Linked DNA regions of Homo sapiens: region 1 is linked to region 2. A link is an interaction called in ENCODE POLR2A ChIA-PET data of the cell type or tissue named here. Cell type or tissue: IMR-90. All regions are shown on one strand.

What was found. ChIA-PET counts read pairs that join two places held together with the same protein. Peaks named below come from ENCODE experiments on the same cell type or tissue, not always from the same donor. Only the 100,000 strongest peaks of a DNase experiment are listed, where the experiment ranks them.
Region 1: POLR2A ChIA-PET joins it to region 2 with 8 read pairs; 3 of 35 experiments call an interaction of 5 or more read pairs at or near these places.

The regions. Positions count from the first base shown.
Region 1 is chr1:26,828,777-26,832,776 of GRCh38, reverse strand. ZDHHC18 (zDHHC palmitoyltransferase 18) reads right to left here. Exons shown (of 8, transcript NM_032283.3): 2 at 170-330. Among named protein-coding and RNA genes, the nearest start is that of ZDHHC18, 4.1 kb to the right of the region's middle. In IMR-90, no CTCF peak of the experiment used is centred here; no DNase peak of the experiment used is centred here.
Region 2 is chr1:27,029,434-27,033,433 of GRCh38, reverse strand. It overlaps LOC101928391 (a long non-coding RNA gene), which reads right to left and starts at 1,676. Exons shown (of 8, transcript XR_007065559.1): 1 at 1,605-1,676. In IMR-90, no CTCF peak of the experiment used is centred here; a DNase peak (open chromatin) is centred at 1,653; H3K27ac peaks cover 216 bases.

The DNA of each region.
Region 1 (4,000 bases), 200 kb after region 2:
CTTGTTGATCATCTGTCTCCCTCTGTGCCAGTGTCAGCTCCAGCCTGCCTTGCTCACGACTGCATCCCCAGTTCCTAGTATAGTTTTGGAAGAGAAAACCAGGCCTCCTCCCAAGTCAGGGAATGTGGAGCTATGGAGACCCAGCTTCAGCTGGGAGTAGAAACCTCACCGATCTGTTTCTCCAGGGCGGCTGCTTCACAGACAGTGGCCCGGGGCAGGATCCCAGGGTCGGTGAAGCTTGTCTGCAGCAGGCAGCTCATGACGAAGAAGAAGAGGATGGCAGCGATGATGGGGATGGCAAGGGTCAGCTTGCGAGCCAGGTAGGGACAGCTAGAACGAGAGATGGAGAGAGATCAGCAGACACCCCAAGGGCTCCCTGCGGCACAGGGCTACAGCACGTGGCAGGCGCTGTCATTCCAACAACCACCACCAAAATCTTGAATACAGCCTCGCTCTGAGGCAGAGGCACAGCTCCTTGATGAGTGCAGCCACTCCCCAATAAGTACCGGGAACAGACATCACTAATTGATCCTTGTGATATACTTTCCTCCAGAGCACATGGCAGATGTGTCCAATAGATCCCAGCACTCCTAACCTCTGCATCCAGAGAATCCCTCTACACACAGAGCTTCAGGCAGACACTAGTGGACTGTCACCTGAGACAAACCATCCTGCAGTGTTCATTCACTCATTCATTCACTCACTCAGTCCACAAATATTTACTGAGGTCTTCTCTGTGGCAGGCAACACCTTCAATAAGCAGCAGGAATAATGACGACGGATAAGACAAGAGTCCCTCCCCCTTGTGGCTTATGGTCTAGTGGGGAAAACAAGACATGTAAACAGGGAATTGCCACACAGGGTGATGTGTGCTCTAGTGGGGGAGGGGAACGCAGTAGCACAGTCAGGAAAGGCAACCTGAAGGAGACAATCCTAAGCTCCAACCTGAAGAATGAGTAGAGGGCTGGGGGAACTGCATGGTCCAGCCACTGTCACTGTGACCCAAGGTAGGCAGGTATCCCCAAGGCAGTGCTTTCAGACCCCCTGACCCTGGCTGCCTCAGAGAATAGCCTGTGCCTGCTGAATGGTCATGCCTCTGTCCCCCAGGGAGGCTGCCTACCACAGCCCTCTTCAAGCTCCCTCCTCCATCTTAGGGCTAGAACATTCTAGAAGTTCTGGACACTGGTGGGAGAATGGCTTCATGATAGTGAAGCTATCAGGGCTCTCTCTCTATGGCCAATCCTCTCTGTTGTCACCTCACTGTCCACCCAGAAGCCAGAGCCACTTTTGGAAATGTCAATCAGATCATGTCATTTCCCTGCTTAAAACCTCCCAATTGCTTTCCATATAGTTTGAATACAATCCAAACTCCCTACCATGGCCTTCTAGGCCAGGCATGATCTGGGCCCTACTGAGGACTTCAGCCTCATTCTACAAAACTCTCGTCTTGCTCCTGCTCCTCCCATCACAATAGCCCATGACAGTTCCTATAACAAGCCTGGCTCTCTCCTACCTCAGGGCCTTTGCACTTGCTGTTCCTTTTCTCAGATTCCTCTTCCCTCCTCAGAAGGACCTACCTTGACAACTCTGTACACAGTGAACTTCAATGCTCTTTCTTTCCTGTATAACATTTAGTATAGATTTCAGCTACTTGTCTATGTGATGGCTATTTTTCTCTCACTAAAACATAAGCTTGGCCAGGCGCAGTGGCTCACGCCTGCAATCCCAGCACTTTGGGAGGCTGAGGTGGGCGGATACCTGAGGTCAGGAGTTCGAGACCAGCCTGACCAATAAGATGAAACCCCATCTCTAATAAAAACAGAAAAATTAGCAGGGTGTGGTAGCATGTGCCTGTAATCCCAGCTACTCAGGAGGCTGAGACAGGAGAATCACTTGAACCCGGGAGGCAGAGGTTGCAGTGAGCCGAGATCGTGCCATTGCACTCCAGCCTAGGCAACAAGAGCAAAACTCTATCTCAACAACAACAACAACAACAACAACAACAAACAAACATAAAAAAACATAAGCTCCTCTGTGGGTATAGACTATGTTCTCTTGTTCAGCTTTATATTTCCAGCACACTGCACAGCACCTGGCACCAAGGACGTACCCGGTAAATAACTGCTGCCAGGGGACAGAAAAATAGCTACCATCTTTTGAAGGCTTACTATGTGCCAGACACTGCCCTAATTAATAAACTACTGTTAGCAACATCCAAAGTACAGATAGTTACTGTGCTATGTACAGATAGTTACTGTACTATGTAGATAGTTACTGTACTATCTACAGATAGTTACTGTACTACTGTACCTGGATGGGCCAGGTACCAGGCTAAGCAGTTCCTGTGTACTTTCTCATCAAATCCTCACTGGGACCCTGTGAAGTTATGCTCCCCACTTTACAGATGAAGAAACTAGAGCTCAGAGAGTTTAAGTAATCTGCCCAAGGTCACATGGCTCAGGAGTGCTAAAGTGGGACCCAAGCCAGGTCTGACTTTGAGGTTCATACTTTTAACCATCACCCCATAGCCAGAGTAGCACCTGATCAGGTAAGGAGATGACGGGGCCCTGGGAGGCCTGAGATCAACCAAGCTTCCAGGAGTGGCACAGTAGGCACACACCTGTGGGCACCTGCATGCTGCTTCTGAAGTCTCCGTCATCAGATGCTCTGGCCTTCAGAGAAGCCCTTCCCCTGAGGAGCAGACTGCCAAGGCCAAGGGCTCCCAGTGGGTCACACTCTGCTCCATACATCTCAATGGTTTCTGGGTCTGACCCTCAAACAGAACCAGTGGGCGCTCAGTGTCACCCACATGGCAATGAATCCAGTTCATATGCAATCAGACTTGTGTGGGGGGACAGAGAAGACTTGAAATCTAAGACTTGTAGAGCCTGCAGGAACCACCAAGTCCTAGCCTCCTGATTTGCCAGAGGCTAACAGCTCTCCCAGGCCCACAGCTAGGTTCAAGGTCATCTAGCCAGCCAATGACAGAACTAGGGTTTCCAGCCTCCCAGCAAATACACTGTCAATTAATTCAAATACACTGTCAATTCATTCATTCAATAAGTATTGAGCACCTACTGCATACCAGGTGCGAGTTCTAGGCACTAAGGGTGCAACAGAGGAGAATGTCCTGCTCTCATGGGCAAAGACCAGAAACTAACAAGTATACCATAATATGTCAGGTGGTGGCAAATGCTTCAGAGAGCGATAAATGAGGGGAGAAGAGAGGTGCAGGAGGGGAGTGGTTTGCTATGCTGTGCGGATGGACAGGGGAGGCCTAATGTGAGAGAGTGAGCCATGAGGCCACCTGCAGGAAGGGGATTCCAAGCACTGGCCCAGAGGTAGGAGTGTGCACGGAGGATGACATGCCTGGAGGGAAGACGGGGACAGAAGACAGCAGGGGACAGAGGCCAGGGAGGATTCAGGCCTGAGTTAGAATCAAAAGGGCACTCTGGCTGTTGTGTGGGGGCGAGAAGTAAGGCAGAAGTTGGGAGCCCTGCTGGAGGCCTGTGCAACAATCCACCAAGCCAAACAAAGAAGCAAAGCCATTCATAGCAGGAAAGGCTTAGAGAGCACCTTACCTTTTCCCAGAGCAATGGGGAGCATCCAGTCCAGACCCAGGTGAGCTCTCGGCCCAAACCCAAACTCTTCTGCCAATCTACCAGCCCCCAATGAGGACAAGCGGGGACAAACTGCAACATGGTTCACGAGCTCTCCCCAAACCCAGAAGTCCTTGCTTTCTCCCTCGCTGGGGACAAAACAGTCACCAGTGAAGATACCCGGTCAACCCAGAGAAGGTCCTGCTTCTAGTTCAGAAGTTAGGCCAGATATCACACTGCAGGGTCATGTGGGTCAACCACGGCAAGTACTGCTTCCTCCTGCCTCGGCTGCAGCCCTGGGTGTGGGGACTGAGAGGGCAGCCCAGGGGATACTAGAAAAGGCATTTCCAAAACACTCATGTGGCCAGCCCAGGGAAGTGGATCTGAAACTCAGCCCAGAG
Region 2 (4,000 bases):
AAGCAAGTTAAAACCCACTATCATCTCCTTGCGTTAGTGACACATATCTGTCTTAGGAAATAAAGCATAAAGGCAAAGTGTATTTTCAGAGGCACTAAAACTTCTCCCCTTCCCTGCTGGGCGGGTGCTTTGATTTGGAGTATTCTTGCCCTAACCCCTCCCTCCCACGGTACCCAAACACAGGCCCCAGTTGCTCAAGCAGGAAAGACAGGGAGCTGTGAAAGGCTCAGAAACTTCATCTGAGACCCTAAGGAGTGGGGGTCAGAACCTTATCTGGCTTCTGAGCTTGGGCAAGACCCTTCCCCTCGGTGGGCCTGAGCTTCCCCCTCTGTATAATGGTTTAGACTTCCAGCTCTGGTATTCGAAGTTAAGGATCCTGATGGTGGCCAGGCGGGGTGGCTCATGCCTGTAATCCCAGCACTTTGGGAGGCCGAGGCGGGTGGATCACTTGAGGTCAGTTGTTTGAGACCAGCCTGGCTAACATGGCGAAACCCTGTCTCTATTAAAAACACAAAAGCAGGCCAGGCGCAGTGGCTCACACCTGTAATCCCAGCACTTTGGGAGGCCGAGGCGGGCGGATCACCTGAGGTCAGGAGTTCAAGACCAGCCTGGCCAACATGGTGAAACCCCGTCTCTACTAAAATATACAAAAATTAGCCGGGCGTGGTGGCAGGCGACTTAATCCCAGCTACTTGGGAGGCAGAGGCAGGAGAATCGTTAGAACCCAGGAGGCGGAGGTTGCAGTTAGCTGAGATAGAGCCATTGCACTCAAACCTGCGGGATAACAGCGAGACTTCTCTCAAAAAAAAAAAAAAAAAAAAATACAAAAGCAGCCGGGCGAGGTGGTGCACACCTGTTATCCCAGCTACTCCAGAGGCTGAGTCAGGAGAATCTCTTAGAACCTGGGAGGCGGAGGTTGCCGTGAGCCGAGATCGCGCCACTGAACTCCAGCCTGGGCAACAAAGGGAGACTGTCTCAAAAAAAAAAAAAGGATCCTGATGGAAATTTAGAGCCCCACGTTCAAGGGTTGGAATGGTATTCCTGGATAATCCAGGCCCAGAAGACCCAGAAAGCTTCTCCTAAAACATGTATGGCATATCAGGTTCAGGTCCTGGAATGTCCTCTGAGCTCTAGCACCTTGTCCTAGTGACTTGGCCTCTCTGGGCCTCAGTTTTGCCATCTGTCAAATGGCAAGAACACCGAGTTTATGAGGATAAAACATGACAGTGGCAAGAGAAGTGTCCTGTAAACTGCAGAGTGCAGTCCTCCTGGGAGGGAAGGACAGTTGTTGTTGTTGTTAGGGGCTCATGTTTTGCCTTCCAGCGGCGCCGGGCGAGCAGATTAGCCTGGCCTCGTTCTCACGGTGGGAGACCTCCTCCGTCCTCCCCAGGAACCACGGCCCCTGCCCTGCCCAGATCAGCAATAGCCCTCCATAAGCCTCCCACCTGGAGGGAGGTGGCGGGCAGGGAACAGCCAGGTAACCGTGGGCTCCTCACTGCAAGGGCCCAGCTCAGATTGAAGGCAGAGGGAACGAGCGAGCGAGGAGGAAGTGGGGAGAGACGGAAGGAGGGGCAAGCGAATCAAAGCACTAGGGATTTACTCACCCAAGCAGGGACAGGGAAGGAGATGGGGCTAGCAGGGCGGGGGACGCCCATGCGCCGCCCCTTCAGAGGACAATTCCCGGGGCCTCACTCCCTCCCACTCTCTCCCTCCCCCGCGGCCCATTCCCGGTGCGACTCCTCCCGTGGGAACTGCTGTCGCTGCAGCGGGCGCCCTGCCACGTGGATGCCAGGAATCAGACTGGGCGGCTGCGGCAGGGCGGGCGCTTCCCTGGGCAGCGATCAGGGCAGGCCTGGGAGAGGGCTGACCCTCACTGGGGTCTGGGGAGAGGGCGGCTCTGGGCGGAAGGGCACCTCGGGAACTGGACGCCCTGGGCTTCGCAGCCCCTCAGATCTGCAGCCAAGGTCATCTTTTCCCAGCTTGAGGAGCAACAACTGGGCACCACCTGGGAGCAGGTTAGAAATGCAGGCTCTCAGGTCTAGCCCCAGACTTGCTGACTCAGAACCTGCACATTCCAAGGAATGTGCCCCAGGTGGCTCCCGGGCACTTTCAAATTTGAGAAGCCTTTTTTCTACAAGAGTAGGCCTGAGTATTTACAGGTTTAAAAAGACGCGGTGGCTCACGACTGTAATCCCAGCACTTCGGGAGGCCGAGGCCGGCTGATCACGAGGCCAAGAGATGGAGACCACCCTGGCCAACGTGGTGAAACCCCGTCTCTACTAAAAATACCAAAAAAAAAAAAAAAAAAAAAAAAATAGCTGGGCTTGGTGGCGTGCGCCTGTAGTCCTAGCTACTCGGGAGGCTGAGGCAGGGAGGATCGCTTGAACCCAGGAGGCAGAGGTTGCAGTGAGCCGAGATCGCGCCACTGCACTCCAGCCTGGTGACAGAGCAAGACTCCGTCTCAAAAAAAAAAAAAAAAAAAAAAAAAAAGACAGACAAGGCCAAGGCCAGGCACGGTGGCTCATGCTTGTAATCCCAGCACTTTGGGAGGCCGAGGAGGGCGGATCACTTGAGCCCAGGAATTCAAGACCAGCCTGGGCAACACTGTGAGACCCAGTCTCTACAAAAAAAAAAAAAAAAAAAAAAAAATTAGCCAGGTGTGGTGGCGTGCACCTGTAGTCTCAGCTACTGGTGAGGCTGAGGTGGGAGAATAGATTCAGCCCAGGAGGCAGAGGTTGCAGTAACCCTTGATTGAGCCACTACACTCTAGACTGGGCAACAGAGCGAGGCTCTGTCTCAAAATAAATAAATAAATAGGCTGGGCGCAGTGGCTCACGCCTGTAATCCTAGCACTTTGGGAGGCCGAGGCGCACCTGAGGTCAGGAGTTTAAGACCAGCGTAGCCAACATGGTGAAACCCCGTCTCTACTAAAAATACAAAAATTAGCCAGGCGTCGGCCAGGCGCGGTGGCTCACGCCTGTAATCCCAGCACTTTGGGAGGCCGAGGCGGACGGATCACAAGATCAGGAGATCAAGACCATCCTGGCTAACATAGTGAAACCCGTCTCCTCTACTAAAAATACAAAAAAAATTAGCCGGGCATGGTGGTGGGCGTCTGTAGTCCTAGCTACTCGAGAGGCTGAGGCAGGAGAATGGCGTGAACCCAGGAGGCGGAGCTTGCAGTGAGCCGAGATCACGCCACTGCACTCCAGCCTGGGCGACAGAGTGAGACTCCATCTTAAAAAAAAACAAAACAAAACAAAAGAAAAAAATTAGCCAGGCGTGGTGTCACATGCCTGTAATCCTAGCTACTTGGGAGGCTGAGGCAGGAGAATCACTTGAACCCGGGAGGAAGGGGTTGCAGTGAGCCAAGATCACGCCATTGCACACCAGCCTGGACAATAAGAGTGAATAAGAGTGAAACTCCATCTCAAAAAAAAAAAAAAATTAGTAGTGTATAAATAGACCACATAATCTATGAATTGTATTCCATTATAGGAAAGGGGCATTGCAAGATACTTGTTACAAAAGGGGGCGTGAGGCCTGCTGGGGCTGGGAACCCACTGAGGAACACTCACTCCTGTTTTCAATCAACAGCATGGCTCTGAGGAAACAGAAGCAGGAACTAAATGGCGCTTGAATCTGAGGAGCTTCTACCCTGGCAGGCGAGATGAGATAGAGACGCAAATCGCCACCTTCCTGAGCCTCAGTTTCTTCACCTGTGAAATGGGCTTTCTCACCACTCACCTCTGCCTGCCTCCCTGCAGGGTCGGATCAGATGGGCCGAACCAGCTTCTAGACAGGGAGGGGCTTCATGAGCCGCTCCACACCTGAGGGAAGGGAGATTGGAACATCTGCCCTGCTCACATCGTGCCAGGGACAGCTCAGGCTTCTGTGCCTATCTTGGTCTTCAGACTCCAGCCTCTGGCCCTGCAGATTCTCTCTCAGGGCCTCGTCTGCTTTCTCTGGTGTCCCTCTCTCTTCCACCTTCCTTCTCCAC